2 separate regions of the Homo sapiens genome follow, and region 1 is linked to region 2. The links are chromatin loops, found by intact Hi-C in ENCODE. Cell type or tissue: OCI-LY7. All regions are shown on one strand. Links, peaks and the distances in the headings refer to the core of each region. The heading gives the core; the rest is flanking DNA.

Region 1 (10,929 bases), core at 1,945-9,944, 260 kb before region 2:
GACAGGTTGCTCAAACTTCTGGTATTGAGCAGATCCACCTCCCTGCCCTGTGCTGAAGGCCTGGGACGGGGACGGGAATTGCTGCTCCTTTTTGGATCTCCAATGCTTGGCCCTTGGAAGAAACACAAATATTTGAAGAAATCAAAGATGGAACCTGAGTGCCTTAGGAGATCCCGGTCAGGAAAAAGTGTAATAGTTAGGAAAGTCCAAAAATTCTTCTAGAGGGAGTTACAGTCAAGTTTTGCAAGGGGAGTGAGCTGTTCATGGGCCCAGGGTGGGCAGAGGACACACATGCAAAGGCACATTGTCCCGGTATGGTGAAGTGTGGCACTCACAGCTGTCTGAGGGACAGCAGGTCGTCCAGTTGACTCCAAGCTTGATAACGCGTGTAGGGGCCGTGAGGCCGGCGCAGGAGGCCTGGGTCTTTTCATGTGGGTTAGTCCCTTAGAAGTAAACAGGCTGCCTCAGTTGGCTTCTCCCCTCTGGTCAGTTGTAGCACTCTGAGGCACTCAGTCTGGCAGGAAGAGGGCAGCCCCCAGGTGCCAGTCTCAGGACATTGCTTTATAGCTGTGCCTCAGTTTCCTTATTTCTGAAATAATTTATAAAATAAGTTATATTAATGTAGTTCTTAAATCAGTAACTATATTAATATAGTTACTATATATTAATATACTAACTATATTATTAATATAGTTACTATATATTAATATACTAACAATATTAATATATTAATATATTATTATAATATTAGCATATTAATATATTATTGTAATAGCATATTAATATATTATTATATTAGTATATTAATATATTATTATAATATTAATATATTATTAAAATATTAATATATTATTATAATATTAATATAGTATTAATATAATATTGATGTAGTATTAATATAATATTGATATAATATTAATATAATAATATTGATATAATATTAAAATAATATCGATATAATATTAATATAATATTGATATAATATTAATATAATAATATTGATATAATATTAAAATAATATCGATATAATATTAATATAATATTGATATAATAATATAATAATAATGTAATTATAATATTAATATATTGATAATGTGATTATAATATTAATATATTGATAATGTGATTATAATATTAATATATTAATATTAATGTGATTATAATATTAATATATTAATATTAATGTGATTATAATATTAATATATTAATATTAATGTGATTATAATATTAATATATTAATATTAATGTGATTATAATATTAATATAATATTAATATAATAATATATAGTAACTATATTAATAATATAGTTACTGGTCCCTTACAGTTGGTCAGGCCTTGTGCCACACGGTTTACATTTAATCCTCACCGTTATGAGGGGGAAGTACTGTTATCCCCATTTTATGCCGTAAATTCCATATGATGTCACAACATCTATATAGTTTAAGAAAGAAAGAGAATCACAATAATGTAGAATAACTCATATTACGTATTTATAGCCTAAGGGCTGTTCTTCACTAAGATTTACCCATAGAATCATATTCCAGATAATGAGAACTAATATTTTTAGAGGCAGAGATGGCTGATGCCTGCCCCATCTACCCCCTTCCTGCTAGAAGCCAGTGACACTCCCTCCCTCTGCAGGGACAGACCTCAGAAGTCTTCTCGGTGTATGCTGGGTTTGGTGGCTCACACCTGTGATCCTAGCACTTTGGGAGGCCGAGGCAGGCAGATTGCCTGAGCTCAGGAGTTCGAAACCAGCCTGGGCAACACGGTGAAACCCCATCTCTACTAAAAATACAAAAAAATTAGCTGGGCGTGGCAGCGTGCGCCTGTAATCCCAGCTACTGGGGAGGCTGAGGCAGGAGAATTGCTTGAACCCGGCAGGTGGAGGTTGTAGTGAGCTGAGATTGTGCCACTGCACTCCAGCCTGGGCGACAGAGCGAGATTCCATCTTTAAAAAAAAAAAAAAAGGTCTCAGTGTAGCATGCAAGCAGCCTCTGTCCGTACAGAGTTCATCGAGCAGTACAGGCTAGCACATGTAATGTGCTCCCATCTGATTGCCAGCTAGACCTTGTGATTTAAATAGTGAGATGTTGTTTTAAAATTTTGCTCTGCGGATAAAGAATGGTGAAGGTTCAGAGAGCTTAACCTGATTCAGTACTGTGTGTGGTTCACTATCAGCATCCAGCAGGATCTCGCTCTGGAATGGCTCGTAACAGAAGCGGAGAGAACAGAGCAATGGCGATGGAGCCCTCTGGTCTATCTGGGGACACTCGCTGTCTTTAGACTCTGGTTCAGGAAATTGTACCCAAGGTGGTTTGTTTGTGTTTTTTGTTTTTTTTTGTTTTTGAGACAGAGTCTTTGTCTGTCGCCCAGGCTGGAGTGCAGTGGCACAATCTCAGCTCACTGCAAGCTCCACTTCCCGGGTTCACGCCATTCTCCTGCCTCAGCCTCCTGAGTAGCTGGGACTACAGGCGCCCGCCACCACACCCGGCTAATTTTTTTGTATTTTTAGTAGAGACGGGGTTTCACCATGTTACCCAGGATGGTCTTGATCTTCTAACCTCGTGATCCGCCCGCCTTGGCCTCCCAGAGTGCTGGAATTACAGGCGTGAGCCACCGCGCCCGGCCCCAAAGGTGTTTTTAACAAACATTGTTTAGCACTGCCACGGTAGGAAGTTACTAGAAGTTACTAGGGATTAATAACTCAGCGTGTGTCAGTTGAAACAAATTGGTTCTTGAAATATTCTTGAAGAAAATGACGAAAATTGCCTTGGCAGTATTTATTGAACTAATGGATGGTTTCCTACTCTTCAGGTAGCAGAGGGGTTTTTCATGCATTTTAAGTGTAATAATAGCACTTTCACATTTCAAAGTGAGATAAGAGAAATGGTTTTTTCACATCCTTTTCTCCTGTCCACATGATTAATATTTCGGTTGACCTCTCCAGATGGAATGTGCTCTAAATGGAAAGGAGGGCCAGGTCGTGCTTCTGTCCCTGCTGGAGCATCTTCTGCTCTTGCCCAGCTGCTTCTTAACCCCTTCCACTCTCTTTTCCTCCTCTTCCAGCTCCTGGTTTTGACCTTAAATCTGGGTTTCTTAGCCTTTAAGTTCATCTCCGACCCTGGGGAAGTGACCTATGTCTGGAGCAAAATCTGACCTGTCCCCTCCTGAAACAGAACTTGGAACCAGAGTGGCAGTGACCAAGTCACCACACGCTCCCTCCTGCCACACGCACGCATTCTTTCAAAGTGACTTCACAAATTAGAGGAATCCCTGAGGAAGGCAAGGAACACTTAAGTCGGGTTAGATGAGAGGTTTCAAATGTCTGCCGAGGCACCGATTTGTGGTGGGTTTGTAAAACCACTGAATTGGATCATTCCAAGGGCCTTCCATGGCATCAAGATTTTGCCTTGATGCCATTTCCTTTCGGAATTGCTGTGTAAACACCAGTGTAATGGCAGTTCCTTAGCAAATAGAAGAAGTTCCGCAGCAAGAAAGAGTTTGCAATGTGGCCATCTCAGGTTGCAGAGGCCACTCGTTCCTCACCCATCTCTGTCCTCTCACAGCTTTCTTTAGGGAATTCAACCTCCAGGACAGCCAACTTTGAATACTGTTAAACTTGGTCTTTTTTTGTTGCTGCTGGGAAAATAACCAAATTATTTGATACTTGCTAACCGTATTTAAAATATTGCTCCTCTTGGTGTTATAAAGGTGAAGCCCCTAAACTGTGACCTCGCTAACTTGTTTATTGCCTTGTGTCTAGTATGAACTCACAACTACACATTTCTTAGGAGTACCTTTGATGGGAAATAGTACCCTCCTCCATGACGGAAGGAGTCTAAACCCATTTCCACTTTTCCAAATGTGCACGTTTTAAACCTTAAGGCAGCTGTTACAGCCGAGGGAGCCATTCATGCCTTGAGCTTGACTAGTGTGTTCTTTTTTACCCTTCCTTTTGGCACCGGTAGACTCTAAAGAAGAAAAGAAAGTGATTGCCCCATTATCCTTGAAAGTTGTTTTGCTCTTCTCAAAATTCTGTGATTAGTAGAGAAAGCCTATCGTGCATGAAAGCAGATTGGGTGTGAACTTTGACATCACTGTGCATAGCCCTGAACTTTAAAGTATGCACTGTTCTGATGTCCCCTGTAGTGGAAATCACAAGAATTTTTTGTGAGATTGTTTCTGACCTGTTTTCCAGCGTACACAGACTTTACTAAAAGAGTACAAAGAAAGGGATAAATCCAATGTATTCAGAGATAAACGCTTCGGAGAATACAACAGCAACATGAGCCCCGAGGAGAAGATGATGAAGAGGTTTGCTCTGGAACAGCAGGTATGGAAAGAAACTGGAGGAGGGTTTTTGCTGTACATTTCACAGGGAAGTCAAGGCCAAGGAGAAGGCTGACTCTGCATGTTTTGCATGTTCCTGGGCACTCGGAAGGTCCAGGGGATAGCCCTCGAATCCTGTGCCTTATCTGGCTAGGCCAAAGGAGAAGCAACCTCTTCTGCAAATGTTAGCTGAATGGATAAATGCCTTAACTCTACTACACGGCAGCAGTGTGCACAGGAGTTCTCAGCTGAGCAGCATTGCTGGAGTGGAAACTGGCCCCTGGGCTTATTTAAGAATTCCCCTCCATGAGGCCGGGCGCGGTGGCTCATGCCTGTAATCCCAGCACTTTGGGAGGCTGAGGTGGGTGGATCATGAGGTCAGGAGATCGAGACCATCCTGGCCAACGTGATGAAACCCCGTCTCTACTAAAAATACAAAAATTAGCCAGGCGTGGTGGCGCATGCCTATAATCCCAGCTACTCAGGAGGCTGAGGCAGGAGAATCACTTGAACCAGGGAGTCAGAGGTTGCAGTGAGCCCAGATCACTCTACCGCACTCCAGCCTGGGCAACAGAGCGAGACTCTGTCTGAAGGAAAAAAAAGAATTACCCTCCATGAGTTTCATTTCTGTCTGAATCATGAATCATTGCTTAGTTGACCCAAAATACTCTTTAAGGCTGCTTAGGATTCGTTGTCATATTTCAAATATAATGGAAATATATATATCTACCTTATCTTTTTTTTTTTGCTGTGAAATGGAAGTGGTAATTTTAGGAAACTTTTTTTCTCTTCTGTCAGCGACATCATGAGAAAAAAAGCATCTACAATCTAAATGAAGATGAAGAATTGACTCATTATGGCCAGTCTTTGGCAGACATCGAGAAGCATAATGACATTGTGGACAGTGACAGCGATGCTGAGGATCGAGGAACGTTGTCTGGTGAGGCTGGGGTGCTGTGCACGGGCCTGTGGGCGTGGAGTCAGGGAGAGTCTGTTCATTGTTAGACCTTCTGCTCTTCTTAGAGACTAGAGAAAGTTATTGCATGAAAGTTTTACTGATCATTAACCTCTCTACAAATTTCACAAGTGACAGTTTTTATGTATTTTTGTTTTTTTTTTAAGTTTTCAGAACTTTAAGATGGTGTGTAGATAGATGCTTTTATGGGCCAAGAAAGCATGTTGATATCCATTATTTTATTTGAACCTCAAAATAGCTCGTTCTACCCATGAGCTCAGAGAAATAAGGTGTTTTGCCCGATGCCAGAGTCAGAGCTGTGGGGAGAACCCACCTCACTGACTCCAGGTGCCTCACTGAATGCACTACTTTGCTCCCCCTACTTTATCAATTCCAGCCTAATATTTGTACCAGTGGCATTGATGTAGTTCCTTTAGCTTTTACCTACTGTGGAATTATAGCAGTTTGAGGAAAATCATATTGAGCCTCATATCTGTAGATAACAACATGAAACAGATAAATTTTGGCCTTAAATAATGTTAACAGAGTTTAAGATTCAGTTCGGGTCTGACTGTCTTGAACCCTATTTATAAGGTTGCAGTCATGACATCAATTACTTGACATTTCTTGTAAGTTAAAGTAGGTCCCATTTCCAGCATCTTCAGAACAAAGGTGTACAAATCTAAAACTGACTCTCAAAGCTTTGTCTTGTCAGTGTGTGAAAGTTAAGGCGTTAAAGCCTGGGGCTGCCTTCTGATATTTGGCTAATCCAGGGGGTAAAAGGCTTAGGAATTAGGGCAGCAAGCATGTGGTGCAGAACCCGCCATCTGCGGCACACCAGGAGGCCCCGCCACTGCTCGGCTTCACGGGCGTGAAGAGAATGGCCAGTTATTTTAACCCCTCTGTGCCTTTGTCTTTGCTCTTTTCATTGTTCAAGACTTCTCGTGGACCCTTAGCTATAAAACGCATTCCCTGGGGAGATCCTAATTCCCCGAGACTGGAGGTAACTGCCTTGGTGTGAGTTGGGCGAGTGGCCTTCCCCTCATTGCCAGGAGGCGCTGTGGCGCAGGTGACTAGAGGGGGCGCCGTGGCGTGCAGGTGACTAGAGGGGGCGCCGTGGCGTGCAGGTGACTAGAGGGGGCGCTGTGGTGCAGGTGACTAGAGGGGGCGCCGTGGCGTGCAGGTGACTAGAGGGGGCGCTGTGGTGCAGGTGACTAGAGGGCGCCGTGGTGCAGGTGACTAGAGGGGGCGCCGTGGCGTGCAGGTGACTAGAGGGGGCGCCGTGGTCCAGGTGACTAGAGGGGGCGCCGTGGCGTGCAGGTGACTAGAGGGGGCGCCGTGGCGTGCAGGTGACTAGAGGGGGCGCTGTGGTGCAGGTGACTAGAGGGCGCCGTGGTGCAGGTGACTAGAGGGGGCGCTGTGGCGTGCAGGTGACTAGAGGGGGCGCCGTGGTCCAGGTGACTAGAGGGGGCGCCGTGGCGTGCAGGTGACTAGAGGGGGCGCCGTGGGGTGCAGGTGACTAGAGGGGGCGCTGTGGCGCAGGTGACTAGAGGGGGCGCCGTGGCGCAGGTGACTAGAGGGAGCGCCGTGGCGTGCAGGTGACTAGAGGGGGCGCCGTGGCGTGGAGGTGACTAGAGGGGGCGCCGTGGCGTGCAGGTGACTAGAGGGGGCGCCGTGGTACAGGTGACTAGAGTCTCCAGGCCCTGCCCAGGGAGGTGGGAGGGACACAGATTGCACCACTGATCCTGGGCGACGCTCCCACCAAGACCCTGGAGTCAGCTTGCTCTGGGTTTGCCAGTCTTCGCTAGAACCAGCACAATCAAAAATAGGTGCTGGGTGTTTCCAGCCACTTGGGTTACGGCCAGTTGGGAGTGTAATGGGTCTGGGTTTTCTCAGAGTGGCTTACCTTGGGTATTTCTCAAGTGCCATTGTGCCTGTGGTCTCAGGCCAGGCTGTTGCGTGTGAGCATTTTTTTCTCAAATGTGGACTTTTCCAGACCACTATGGGGGAAGCACTGGCAGAGTGCTACAGGAAACACTTCCCACGCCAGGGCTGGGCTTCACTGTGGGGTTTTCTGCCTTTTGCCCCCAGCTGAGCTGACTGCTGCCCACTTTGGAGGAGGCGGTGGGCTCCTTCACAAGAAGACTCAACAGGAAGGCGAGGAGCGGGAGAAACCGAAGTCCCGGAAAGAGCTGATTGAAGAGCTCATTGCCAAGTCAAAACAAGAGAAGGTGGGTTAGTGAGTGTTCTTGATCATCTTCTCCACGGTAAGACAGGCTCACCAAAATGTGTTTGAGCTTTTTTTTCCTGTACCTTTTTAGGCTGTGTTTAATATTTTATATGAGTTCAGTAAAAGCATTTATTGTGAGTAGGAATTTTAAAAATCACATAAAGCATATACCTCGGACAGGTTTTGGTTCTTTTGCCTTTTTTTGGTTTATGTTTTGTTTTATTTTGAGACGTAGTCTCTGTTTCCCGGGCTGGAGTACAGTGGCACGATCAAAGCTCACTGTGGCCTCAAACTCCTGGGCTCAAGGATCCAGTGATCCTCCCACCTCAGCTCCCCAAGTAGCTAGTGGGCGCCACCATGCTCAGCTAATTACTTTTTGTAGAGATGGGGATCGTGCTGTGTCGACCAGGCTCAAGCAGTTCTCCCACCTTGGCCTAGTTCTAAAGCACAGGGTGGGCCACTGCACCTGGCGCGGATGGGTTTTTTGTTGTTGCTGGTTTTAGTATCTGACATGTGCCCAAAAAATCACTTTTTTATTCATTTGCAGTGAACTGCTCAGAGCATCTAAATTAATGGTTTATGGCAGGAAAAGATTTCCGTCTGATGAGATTTGGTAGCTTTGCATTTAAAATACTCATTTCTCCTGGCCTCTTTTCTGTGTTGAAACGTTTGGTGCCAACTGAGTGATCACTGTGTGTGTCCTTGGCACTGACATTGGGCCTCTGGGTTGAAGTCCAGTAGTAACGGTATGTGGTGTGTGTCTGTTATTTTTTCCCCAGAGGGAGAGACAAGCTCAACGAGAAGATGCCCTCGAGCTCACGGAGAAGCTAGACCAAGACTGGAAAGAAATTCAGACTCTCCTGTCCCACAAAACTCCCAAGTCAGAGAACAGAGACAAAAAGGAAAAACCCAAGGTGGGAGCCAAGTACTGAAACAAACTCTTCACTCACTGAGCTTGGGTGACCGACTTTCTCCAGAGAAAGGGCTGGGGCTGGACGGCTCTTCTACCTGTCTCCTTTAGGGCAAGTTTCTGTTGAACATTGATACTGAATTACCTGCTGTGTGTAATCTTGGGGTGGAAGTAGATTCAGTTACTTGAGTCTCTATTGCAGGTGAATTAAACTGAAAAAAGTGGTGTTTCTGGATGGAAGAAGTACTTCAGGGTGGACACGTTAGAATAGGTGTCTGAACTTCCCTGTGACATGTTTGTCTGTTGATACATAATACATACATTTAATATACATTTACTTATTTTTGCCTCTGTAAACAGTTGTTTCCTACTGCATTCTCTTTAGTCGAAACTATTGGAAAATGCTGCATTTGTTTAAGAAACTGCGTTCTCAGAGAAGTCTAGATCCCAGCAGATTAGTGTCATGTGGTCATCTGTGCATCTTTGTCAGTCAGCCTTGATGTTACCGTTACTTTACTTAGTTTCCCACGTTTAGGGCGTAATGCCTGGATAAGTAGCGTTTTTGTTGTTGTTTGAGACGGAGTCTCGCTCTGTCACCCAGGCTGGAGTGTAGTGCAACCTCCACCTCACTGCAACCTCCACCTCCTGGGTTCAAGTGATTCTCTTGCCTCAGCCTCCCGGGTAGCTGGGATTACAGGCGCGTGCCACCATGCTTGACTAATTTTTGTATTTTTAGTAAAGACAGGGTTTCACCATGTTGGGCCAGGCTGATCTCAAACTCCTGACCTCACGTGATCTGCCCACCTTGGCCTCCCAAAGTGCTGGGATTACAGGCGTGAGCCACTGCACCTGGCCTGTTTTCGTTAAAGCAGATGTATTCTGAGAATTTTTCTAGGGGTAAACAAATTCTTTGTGACCGAATGTCCACTGATTTCGCAATCCTCAGGGCTTATCAGAACAGTTTTCTCTCTAGAAGAAAAGACGTAGATGTGGCTTAGCTACTTCAATAACATTATCTAGCCATTACTAGAATGTGCCAGGAAGCTAGATCTTTTCTTTTTGTAAAATAAGAAATAAATATATTTTTAAAATGAAGAATTTCTTCTTTCTACCTTAGCCCGATGCATATGACATGATGGTTCGCGAGCTTGGCTTTGAAATGAAGGCGCAGCCCTCTAACAGGATGAAGACGGAGGCAGAATTGGCAAAGGAAGAGCAGGAGCACCTCAGGAAGCTGGAGGTAGGGTGGCAGCACCTCAGGAGCAGGGCTGTGCTGCTGTCCGTCCACAGCCCCTTCTGCTCCATTTTGCAGGATGGGCTGAAGAGAATACTCTGTTTGATCAGTGGAATATTTTAGTCTATTTAAAGTTTATATTTATTCATGAATACCTTTTTTTTTTTTTTTCTTTGAGACAGAGTTTCGCTCTGTCACCCAGCTAGAGTACAGTGGCACAATCTTGGCTCACTGCAAACTCCACCTCCTGGGTTCAAGTGATTCTCCTGCCTCAGCCTCCTGAGTAGCTAGGATTACAGGCGCCTGCCACCACGCCCGGCTAATTTTTGTATTTTTAGTAGAGATAGGATTTCGCCATGTTGGCCAGGCGGTCTTGAACTCCTGACCTCAGGTGATCCAGTCACCTCGGCCTCCCAAAGTGCTGGGATTACAGGTGTGAGCCACCGCGCCTGGCCCCAGCTAATTTTCAAAAATTGTTTGTATAGATGAGCATCTCCCTATGTTGCCTAGGCTGTTCTCAAACTCCTGGTCTCAGCTGATCCTCCCACCACGGCCTCCCACAGTGCTGGGGTTACAGGTGTGGGCTGCCATCACAGCTGGCTCAGCTGGCTGTTTTGACATAACCACATCACTAGCTTCTTCCCGTGTCCAGTGTGTGGTCAAATAGTGGAGGCCGTGGAGCTGCTTGCTCTTGGCGTCCTGGCTCCTATTCTCTCGGTGCAGGGGGTGATGAGTCCCAGTCGGGGCTGGCCAGCAGAATTGGGCTGTGAAGGCCTCAGAATAATAGGCTTGCCTGGTGACTGGAGAGTATTGGCCACAAAGTTTGAACAGTTGATTTTGTTAAATGAGGAATGTGCTGCTTAGCTAGTGTTTGCATGCCTGATTGAAAACTGCAGGCAGAAAGCAGGCTGGATGCACCAGCCTCAGAGCTGGGAGGACCGTAGGCCCAGCCCGCTGCCCAGGGCAGGACTGCACGGCCCCCTCACCATATGTTGGAAGAGTGTGCTCTAAGACATCTCATTCCTTCCTGCTCAGGCTGAGAGACTTCGAAGAATGCTTGGAAAGGATGAGGATGAAAATGTTAAGAAACCAAAACATATGTCAGCAGATGATCTGAATGATGGCTTCGTGCTAGATAAAGATGACAGGCGTTTGCTTTCCTACAAAGTAAGATGTTTGCCTTCATTTTCTCTTTCTCTCTCTTTTTTTAATTTAAAAACATTTTTTTGGTATTCATTTTAGGGATTTATTACAGTTGGGAATTTTA
Region 2 (10,929 bases), core at 1,219-9,218:
TTGAACCCGGGAAGCGGAGGTTGTGGTGAGCTGAGATCGTGCCACTGCACTCCAGCCTGGACAACAAGAGCGAAACTCCATCTCAAAAAAAAAAAAAAATCACCATATGACAACACAGTAATAAACATTTCCGGCAAGAATCATTAATGGATGCTACAACTAGTCGGTGAATGTTCAATAAAAACAGGATACTCATTTCCCCATAAGACACTTACTAATTAGCAAAGGAGAAATATTAACTTGACCGTAGTGAAAATGGGCAGACCAGCTCAACCCAGGATCAGAGTTCCCATCCCCAGTGATGGGACAGACACCGTCACCCACTTCCTGGTGGGATATACCAACAGGGACTGGCCACATCAGTGGTGTTGCCGCCAAAACATGGTATCTGAACCTGACTGGGAAGACATGGGGCATGCACCCTGACCAAGGGATCCTCTAAAAAATAAATGCGCTGCACTCTTCAAAAAAGTAAAGGTCATGAAAAACAGAGAAACCGATCCAAAGGAAAGGAAATTAAAGAGATACGACATGGGATCCTGGATTGGATCCCATGTCAGGAGAAACAACAAGAGCTTTTTTTTTTTTTTTTTGCTATAAAGGATGTTAAAAGGACAATTGGAGAAACATGAGTAAGGTCTACAATTAGAGAATAGCATTGGATCAGTGTCAACTTCTTCATTTTGATCACTGTACTGTGGTTTTATAAGTGTCTTTATCTTGAGGAAATATACATGGAAGTATTTTAGGTTAAAGGGGTATCATGTATGAAGTGACTCTCCTTCTGTCCAGAAAAATAAGAGAGAGAGGGAGAGAGAGAATAACGAAGCAAACATGGGAAATACTGATGTTGGGGAACTAAAGTTGGGGAACTGGAGGGGGTAGAAATCCTCTCTCTCTCTATATGTATTTTTTGAGATGGAGTCTCTCTGTCACCCACGCTGGAGTGCAACGGCATGATCTTGGCTCACTGCAATCTCTGCCTCCTGGGTTCAAGCGATTCTCCTGCCTCAGCCTCCCCGAGTAGCTAGGATTACAGGTGCACCACCAAGCCCAGCTAATTTTTTTTTGTTATTTTTAGTAGAGACAGGGTTTCAGCATGTTGGCCAAGCTGGTCTCGAACTCTTAACCTCTGGTGATCTGCCCACCCTGGCCTCACAAAGTGCTGGGATTACAGGTGTGAGCCACCATGCCTGGCCCCTCTACGCTCTTTTCTACAGGAGGGAGGCCACATGGCGAGAGCATGCCAAACCCAGTGTTTTCCTATACTAGCACATCACACATGGAAAACCAGGCATCGCTCAGAAATACCTTCCCGCTATTCTGTATTTACCAATTGAATTGTTGACTCTGTCTCCTTTCTTCTTCTTATTTTTCTTGTTCTTGCCCTTTGGCTGAGGGGACTCTGCCAGCACCAGCTTGCTGTTCTGCTGATGCTCACCGGGAGAGGTGGGCTCCATAGGGGTTGGGTTTGACTTTTCGTCCTTGATGTGGTTCAGCTGCTTTTTGTTATTGTTATTACTGTTGACTTTTCTCTCCTCTCTTTTCTGCTCTGTGATGGACATGAGGTCGACCACCTTAGCCTTTGACTCAGTCTGGGCCCGGGGCTTGGACTGCCCCTCTGTGGCCTTGGGGGGCTCTGTGGGCCTCCTCGCTGGCTCGCTGCTGGCCTTGCTGGTCTGCCTCAGCTTCTGCTTGCCATTTCCTTCTTTATGGTGCTGCATGATGTCGAAGAAAAAAGAGAGTGGCTCATGCTGCTTCCCATTCACCTCCTTGGGGAGGAGAAATTTGGAGTCTCTGGTGTCGACGGGGTCTGCAGCATCCCCATCAGCCCCTAGCCCTGGCCTGGGCTCTGAGTGGTTCATATGCCTGGATGGGGAGTGAGAAGAGGTTTCTGGTTCTTCAGTTTGCTCTAGTGAGCCATTGTGGATGTTTCCAGAGTTAGGAACAGACTCTGTTGCTGCCTGGAAATTTCTAGTGAGCATGTCCAACTTGGGGCAGTCTTTACTTGGCCTCTCCTTCTTCTTCTTTTTTACAGCTCTTAGCTTCTGAAGCTCCTGAAGCCGCTGAAATTCCTCCTTGAAACGATCCTCCTCTTCTTCCTCATCCTCCTCCTCCTCCCGCCGCCTCTGCTCCTCCTGGAGGTGCAGGTGCTCCCGGGCCCTGGCCTCTGCTTCTAGGCGAGCTTTCTCCTCCAGCTGCCAATGCAAAAAGAAGGCAATTTAAGACTACAGTGAGTGCTAAAAATTAAGTCATACAGAAAAACTAAGATAATTTCAAAAACGAATCACATATGGAACATAAACTCTGAAGAGGCTGTAATAAATCAAAACTTAACACACACCCACCTCCAATTCTCTTACTCTGCAGGATTGTTAAACTTCATCTATTTACTAAAGTATATGCTTACTTATTTGTGTGTGTGTGTGTGGGGGGGGGGGTGGTAGTTAACAAAAAATTCCCGATAGCCTTTGACCTGGTACTAAACACAGTAACCAAGGACAAAGCAGCTGCAAAGCACACATCCAGGGAGTCAGCTACCCCCTCACAGGTGCGGCAGGGCATCATGCCGCCTGGCCGAGTGGATGATGTAACCAATACCACAGACTGCCCGGGCAGTACTGAGGCTGTACACGTGCCGCCAGAACTCTGAGCAAACCCACCTTTCCAGGCGAAGGCTAATGCATTCACTTGAACAGGGAATGTAAGAAATGTGTACCAGGCTGGTGCAGTGGCTCACACCTGTGATCCTAGGAGTTCAAGAGCAGCCTGGGCAACATGGCAAAACCCCGTCTCTACAAAAAGTATCAAAATTAGCTGGATGTGAGGGCGCACGACTGTGGTCCCAGCTATTTGGGAAGCTGAGGTTTGAGAATCGCTTGAAGCCAGGAGGTTGAGGCTGCAATGAGCTGTGATGGCACCACAAAAAGCAATGTGTAGTAAAGAACTAGAAATTCCTTCTTCCCACCCTAGCAGATAAACAGAAGTGCCATATATTTTCACTAGTGTGACAGATGTGACAGAGCAAATGACTCACTGTCCAACTTGATGGAAAATTAATTTTCATCCCAAGTAAAGACAGCATTTGAGTAGTGATGCACACAAACTCCAGGGGCACAAATGGAAACTGTTCTTTGTGTTCAGAAAGCAGATGAGAGTCATCAGTGTTAGGAGCACGGCTCCACCCACCACCAACCTTTAGAAATGCTGGGGCTTATGAGAAACTCTGCCAAAAGCATTTCTCCTAGAGAAATAGAAAAGTACTCCCCAAGTGTAAATTATTTTTCACAATATTTTAAACAGGCAAATTGACTTGTCTTTTGAAAAACTTAAAAATTATGATAAAAATTTAACAATGGTATGTTATTAAAAATTTCATTTGACAATTCAAGTAAAAATTATTTAACATCCTTCTCCATGTGTATGTCAGGAGCAGCACCCAGCAGCCACCTCGTGGATGGGTCCTGCAGTCCAGTGTCTAGAGTGAGCTGTGGGCCTGCACGGGAGCAGAGGAGAGACCAACTCCATCAGGACACTCGCTGGCACACACTGGCCAGTTGGCATCCTCTCAGAGCTGATCTAAATCCAGCACACGTGCCTTGTCAATATATGGACAAATAACAAGCATGTAAAGGCAGGTGCCCTGGTCTCCAGCAGAACGGCTGCCCCAGCACAGGCCCCCGGTTTGGACCTGCTACGGGACAGAGTCCATAGGTCAACTATTGCTGTCCCTTCAACAACCAGCCAGCCAGTGAGCCTCAACACACATCTGTGAGCTGCTCTGTAAAATGGGTGCAGCGTAGAAAGCACCAGGAGGTGGTCCCTCGAGGTGGGACTGGGTGCTGGGCAGGGCCTATGACATCAGCCTCTAAGGTTCAGCTGGGCCTCAAGTCTGGATTCAGACCACCTGCAAGGTCAGAGGGCAAGAGCCTGGGGTGGAGAGTACCCTGAAAACTCAGGAAGGCGTCCCAGAGGCCTCCAGTGAATCCCAATGGGACGTCTCAGGGCCTTGGACCATCGTGGGTACCCCGATGCTGGACGCTCCTGAATGGAGGACACACTGTGTTCTCTGCACTCCAGCAGTCTCTAGTCTTCTGGGGCACGGGACAAGGCTTCTCCCCCAAAGCCTCCCAATCAGGCCCAATAGTCAGTCTAAATCTACTGTAGGACTGCGAGGTATGAGCAGAGCTCTTGAGGGTAGAACAATCACAACAGCTAAGATACAAGTAACAACACAGGACATCGGGCCCACCCTCTGGTCCACTGTGGGATCGTCCTCTTCCTCACCTTTTTGCCTGACCATGCTGCAGACAGAAACCTGGCCTCTTCCCAAGACCACTGTCCTACTGTCAGAACCCCAGGAACCTACAAGTTCCCTCTGCATGCAGCCCACATCTGCTCACTGAGGTCTGGTTCTTGGAGCCTGACACTTTTAGGGAGCTGAAACCAGAAGGCTCTTTGGAACTGCTCCAGCATAGGGGCATTTAGACAATCCTCCAAGAGAAAAAAGTTGTCTTTTTTTTTGAGACAGTCTCACTCTGTCACCCAGGCTGGAGGGCAGTGGCATAATCTCGGCTCACTGCAACCTCCACCTCTGAGGTTCAAGTGATCCTCCCACCTGAGCCTCCTGAGTAGCTGGGACTACAGGCGTACACCACCATGACTGGCTAACGTTTTTTGTATTTGACATTTGCTTTTTGTGACACACCATGCCCTCTGGTAAGGAGGGAACTGCTCATGTCTTCCCATGAAGACTTATTTTCCTCCCCTCTAATCAATGCCATGTGCTGGTCTTCATCTGGAACAGCAGTGGGACAAGAGCAGCATGGGGGACATGCTCAGACCTGAGTCCAGAAGACTTCCCTGTGCCAAGTGCCCCGCCCCAGTCTCATATCAAAGACACTTCTGAACCCACAGGCCCCAAAAGCCCACCTGGGCCTTTCTTCTATCATCTCTACAGTTGACGGCTCCTTTCTTCGAAAAGAAGGTTCTCCAGCAGATAAAGCTGGAGTGTCTGCTGCTGCCCTCATGATGGCCAGCACAAGAACAAACCCATTCTACAAAAGGGGAAGTAATTTCCCGAAAACACAAAGTTAAGTTTTTTACCAGTCTCCAGTTCAGGCCACCAGAGACAGGCTGGCTCTCAGAACAAAGTTGTGGGCAAGTGAACACACGTCAGAGCCCCGACCTCCTGTGGCTCAGCCCTGCCTAGAGACTGGCGTGGCACGGCACCTTCAAATGCCCTCAGACCTGGCGCCTCCAGGTGCTGAGAACTGTCACTTGCCTTCCTTTGCTTATGCCTTGCTCGCTTCGCTGCACGCGTGCTGCTCACTGGTTTGGTTTCGGAGCTATTTATAAACTGCAACAAATCCTCCACCCTCCGATGGTCAACGACGCTTTCCCTTTCTGAGATCTGGTCCATTTTTTTAGGTTGCTCCTCTTTCCTCTTGGTCAGCCGTAAGCGAAGCTTTTCCCTCATTTCTGCATAATTTCTACTTGTTGGTGCAGCTGGAGGCTGAGAAAAACAACAAAGTTATGCTTAAGTTTTAAAAATTTTGAATATAATAAATTTCAGACCACACCTCCAAAAATAAACTGTTTTATTACTCAAGTAGTATATATTTGTTGTGAAAAATAAGGAAATACAACAACCAGCAGAAAAAGAGAAAAACCTATCAGCAAGTCACCCAAAAGTGGCATTTTGATACCTACTCTCAAATTTTACATATTCATGAAAAACCTGATAAAGCATGTATAGCTATGCACATAAGTGGATTTTTTAAACTGAAAAGGAAACAATTACAAATCCTGATTAATGTATTTTATTTATTTATTTATTTATTTATTTTTGAGACAAGGTCTTGCTCTGTCACCCAGGTTGGAGTGCAGTGGTGCGATCATAGCTCACTGCAGCCTTGACCTCCTGAGCTCAAGCAGGGGTGTGCTGTCACACTCAGCTAATTTTCTTTATCTTTTGTAGAGACAGGGTCTCCTGTGTCGCCCAAGCTGGTCTTCAATTCCTGGGCTCAAGAGATCCTCCCTTAGCCTCCCAAAGTGCTGCTATTACAGGCATAAGCCACTATGCTTGGCCTCTACCTGTTATTTAACATGGTGTGAATATCTTTTCATGTCAATAAATGTGTCTGTAGTATCTTTCCATCCATTTGTGGGTTTCCTTTTTGGTGCCAAAAAAAGCCCTGAATCCTACTGCCAAATTTCTTGCTATAAAAACATGTGAACATTTTAGGAAATGCAAACAGAGCTAAAGCAGAAAAAGAACAACTATAAGCCCCTGCTATTCCTGTCACCCATCCCTCTTAAACAGTGGGTGATAATTGGTTGTATAAATTAAATCACAGCTCTGGAAAGATGGACAAGTATGTGTGTGTACCAACGCCCTCTGTATTCAAACAAGAGAAACCCAACTGCACACACACAACGCTGCTGTCGCTGGCTACAATGTTCCACCATATGGATACACCATGGTTAACAACCTCCTACCAATGGGTATTCAGTAGGAATACCTCACTGCTGATTTACCAGTTACCTTAAAAACCACAAAGTAAAAAATGAAGAAAAAAAATCATTATGGCTAAATCTTTGGGCATATATTTTTCTTTGTTTCTTTACAATGGATATACCCTAGAAGTGGAATATACCCCGAATTCAACCTAGTACAGAATTTCTGCAAAGGAGCCCGTGTGTTGCACACTTCCCACATCATGATGCGCTGACCTCATGCACTCACCCCGCCGTGCCCAAAGAATTCGCAGTAGCAGCAGTCGCAGTACTTGCCCTCCTTCTGGTTGGTGGAGGTCGAGGTGCTGGAGCTGTGCTCAGAGCAGCTGTCCTCATCTGCACTCTCGTCCCCATCATCCTGCTGTGGGTCGTAGACACCATTCTCGCAGCGGTGCCCTTCGCAGTCAGGGTCACTGCAAAACCGCATACAAGCTCATCAGCAAGTGGCCGGCCCGGGAGGCAATGACTCACATTGTTGCACATGACCACCCACTGTCCTGCCCATTTCACAGACAAGAGGCAGCGCAGAGGGTGCATAGTCCCAGGGTTACTAGGGAGTCATACACAAGCAGCAAGGGGCTCACGTGGGAGACATGGCGTGTGCGCATGCATGCAGGCGGTCCCTCAAAGTGCTCACAGAGCGCCACTGAACAGGAACACGTAGTCTCTCCAATGACTCCTTCTGAGACTGCCCCTGCCACCACAGCTTCCATACTAAGGGGCTTCGAAAAGGGGTATAGCTTCAAACAGGCGAGTTCAAAGGTAACAGAATTTGTCTTAAAAAGAAAGTCTGGCCAGGTGCAGTGGCTCACGTCTGTACTCCCAGCACTCTGGGAGGCCAAGGAAGGTGGATCTTGAGGTCAGGAGTTCGAGATCAGCCTGGCCAACATGGTGAAACCCCATCTCTACTAAAAATACAAAAATTAGCCAGGCATGGTGGCGTATGCCTGTAGTCTCACTACTTGGGAGGCTGAGGCAGAAGAATCGCTTGAACCCAGGAGGTGGAGGTTGCAGTGAGCTGAGATCGCACTACTGCACTTCAGCCTGGGCGACAGAGTGAGACTCTGTCTCAGAGAAAAAAAACAAAAAACAAAAAAACACACCTGTTGAGTGTTTGTTGTATTGTGTTTTTACTATATACACATTTCATTCATTTTCCTCTGATTCCACCCTAGGTATAACAAATACAACTTATACAATGAGTAAAAAACAATGCACACCCCCGATGCTGTCAGTGTTTAGGCGTAGTTGGCCCACCTATCCATGGCGGCCCACGGCCCCTGCTCTTCCCTCTGCAAAACTACAGGCTGAGATGGGAGCCCCCCTCTACCCATGGCCTCTGCTGGGGACATCCCTGCATTCCCTCGGCATTTCACTAGACTTTTCCACTGCATGGTCCCAGGGGAGTTTCTGTAGCTGTGTTAGTGAGGCATAACACCCATTTTCCAAAGTGCTCCCACGTCCCCAGTCAGGACTTGGCTCACCTGCAGACACTTGGAGGGGCGCTAATGGAGCCATCTGTGGCCGGGGGTAGGGGTGCAGGACAGAAACTCTTGCGTGTGTCCACAAACCCAGGAGTTGTGGTTGCTGTTTTGGGGAATGATGGGGCTGCAAGATTTGCAAGGTGAGGTGTGGAGGCAGGTGAGAGCGCAGCAGGTGACAGCGCAGCAGGCGAGAGCGCTGGGAGGGGGGCCAAGCCCGTGGGGCTATTCCTCGGGGCGGCTGGGGCCGAGTGTCTGTGGTCCTCCTTGCTGATGCCATGAAACACGTCACCTGCATTTAGAGAGGCGAGAGTCACTGCCAAGTTTGTTTCAAAAATGTTCAAACCTGTAGAAAATCTGAAAGAACACACAAAGAGTACCCATTCATCCTTCACCTTGCTTCATCTTCACGACCTAATATTCTGTCATATTTATAAACTTTATTTCTTACAGGCACACACACTTTTTAGCCGAACGTCTGCAAGTTACACTCACCTCTGAACACTTCGGTATGAACTCCTCAGAACATCGACAGTTTGGTTTTTTAAAAAAAATTTCTTGGCCGGGCGTGGTGGCTCATGCCTGTAATCCCAGCACTTTGGGAGGCCGAGGCTGGTGGATCATGAGGTCAGGAGATCGAGACCAGCCTGACTAACACAGTGAAACCGCATCTCTACTAGAAATACAAAAAATTAGCTGGGCGTGGTGGCACATACCTGTAGTCCCAGCTACGCGGGAGGCTGATGCAGGAGGATCACAGATCGCACCACTGCACTCCAGCAGCCTGGGTGACGGAGCAAGACTCCGTCTCAAAGAAAAAAAAAAAATCACCTTTTTCTAAGAGACAGTGTCTCACTATGTTGTCCAGGCTGGTCCTGAACCCCTGGGCTCAAGCAATCCTCTCACCAGGGCCACCTAAAGTGCTGGGACTACAGGTGTGAGCCACTGTACCGAGCTTTTTACTTAAAAATTTCCTCCCTTCTCTCTCCTCTCTTTTCTTTTCTTTCTTTCCCTCCCTCCCTCCCTCTCTCTTTTTTTGACATTTTGCTGAATACCATGATCACCTCACTGGCATTTAACACTGACAGGATACTCTCATCTAAGGTATAACCCATATTCCATTTTCCAATTTCCTTCACATGTCCATTATAGCTTTCCCACTAACCCAGCCTCTTCCAACCCTTTTCTCTTTTCACAAGACTTAACATTTTTAATAGGCTACCTGTCTGCCAATTTGGATTTGTCTTGTCTTGGTAGATTTGGATAAAATGTTCTGGGCACAAATCCTGCAAATATTACGTTGGATCCTTCTGAGTTTGTGGCAATGGGATGCACCCAGTGTCTCTCTGTTTCATGGTGGTGTGCATGGCACTGTCTGCTAGGTTCCTCCAGAGTCTGGCACCCACCATTCCTTTGTAATCTGTCGGTACCCAGTGATAGGGTTTGGTTGTGTCCCCACACAAATCTCATCTTGAATTTTGTTCCCATAATCCCCCCATGTGGTGGAAGGGACCCAGTGGAAACAACTGAAGCGTGGGGATGGTTTCCCCCATGCTGTTCTAGTGATAGTGAGTGAGTTCTCACGAGAGCTGATGGTTTTATAAGGGGCTTCCCCCTTCGCCGTGTACTCGTTCTCTCCCCCGTGAAGAGGTGCTTTCCACCATGATTGTAAATTTCCTGAAGCCTCCCTAGCCATGTGGAACTGTGACTCAATTAAAACTCTTTCCTTTATAAATCATCCAGTCTTGGGTATTTCTTCATAGCAGTGTGAGAATTGATTAACACAAGCGCCCATCATCCTGCTGTAATCTGTCAGTACCCTATGGGTGCTGCTTTTGAACAGTAGAAATACTCCATTCCCCAAACTGATATCCCTTGTTAACCTCCATGAATGCTGCATACTTGCACCAGCTGTTACCCTGGGGGTGCAGCATGCTGACTTGCCACTCTTATCCTTCTTACACATTTAGAGGAGGTGTGCTTTTAGAAGAAGGAGCTTCCCACCCTACTGCTCTGTTTGAGCATCCCAATCCTTATGGATTCTTGACTTTATTTGTATGCTATAGTCAAACTTCCTGTTTTTTTAACTTTTTTTTTTTTTTTAGAGACGGGGTCTCACTATGTTGCCCAGGCTAGTCTCAAACTCCCAGGCTTAAGCAACCCTCCCCTCTCAGCCTCCCAAAGTGCTGGGAGCTACCACACTCAGCCTCCTCATTCCTTTTAATGCTCAATCTGTCCCAGCTTTGGCTAGTGAGGCCTCCTCGAGCCAGCTACTGAGTTGCCATTGGTCTCTGATCACATTATTGCTTTTGGGCCCCCTAAGTGACAGCCAGGGGCTGTACCCTAGGCTGGGTGACAGGCAGCCCTGTCAGCTCACATCTGCTCAGCATTTTCCTAAAGCAGCTTCTGAGAAATCTTGCCACATGCTCAGAAAGCAATGACCTCCTAGCCTGGCCAAAATGGTGAAACCCCGTCTCTACCAAAAAATACAGAAATTAGCCGTGCGTGGTGGTGGGCACCTATAGTCCCAGCTACTTGGGAGGCTGAGGTAGGAGAATCGCTTGAACCCAAGAGGCAGAGGCTGTAATGAGCTGAGACTGCACTGCTGCACTCCAGCCTGGGCGAACAAGAGTGAGACCCTAACTCAAATCACAGAAGAACAGAAACAGAGACAAAAGCAAGACAGTGCAGCGAAGCCCCAGAGGAATCTAGCACAACAGCTAAAATTCTAATCAAAGTCCTAGGGGATCAGCTCTCTGTGTGTGAGCATTTTTGGGCAGTTAATTACACTTACGCCTCTGGCTAGGCCAAGTAAAAGGCAGTTACAAAGATGAGTTACAAAGACGAGAAGTCAGTAAGCCCAGCCTTCCTGCAGACCCCGAGGGCCAGTGAGCCTTCAAGCCTTACCTACTGAAGGAGGTCTCTTGGA

What was found. Peaks named below come from ENCODE experiments on the same cell type or tissue, not always from the same donor. Only the 100,000 strongest peaks of a DNase experiment are listed, where the experiment ranks them.
Region 1: it touches region 2 in a loop (4-fold over the local background); 3 of 110 quality-filtered maps call a loop at or near these places.

The regions. Positions count from the first base shown.
Region 1 is chr4:2,951,014-2,961,942 of GRCh38, reverse strand. NOP14 (NOP14 nucleolar protein) reads left to right here. Exons shown (of 18, transcript NM_001291978.2): 2 at 4,203-4,337; 3 at 5,132-5,273; 4 at 7,380-7,519; 5 at 8,298-8,432; 6 at 9,546-9,668; 7 at 10,698-10,829. It overlaps NOP14-AS1 (NOP14 antisense RNA 1), which reads right to left. Exons shown (of 4, transcript NR_015453.2): 4 at 10,865-10,929. Among named protein-coding and RNA genes, the nearest start is that of NOP14, 6.9 kb to the left of the region's middle. In OCI-LY7, for the core only: CTCF peaks have their summits at 6,345 and 6,551; a DNase peak (open chromatin) is centred at 7,022; H3K27ac peaks cover 611 bases.
Region 2 is chr4:2,690,949-2,701,877 of GRCh38, reverse strand. It overlaps FAM193A (family with sequence similarity 193 member A), which reads right to left. Exons shown (of 21, transcript NM_001366318.2): 15 at 10,908-10,929; 16 at 8,004-8,292; 17 at 6,749-6,932; 18 at 5,285-5,515; 19 at 1,334-2,198. Among named protein-coding and RNA genes, the nearest start is that of TNIP2, 60 kb to the left of the region's middle. RefSeq lists enhancers at 4,774-5,123, 5,823-5,882. In OCI-LY7, for the core only: CTCF peaks have their summits at 5,238, 6,152 and 6,378; DNase peaks (open chromatin) are centred at 5,267 and 5,987; H3K4me3 peaks cover 1,889 bases; H3K27ac peaks cover 3,116 bases.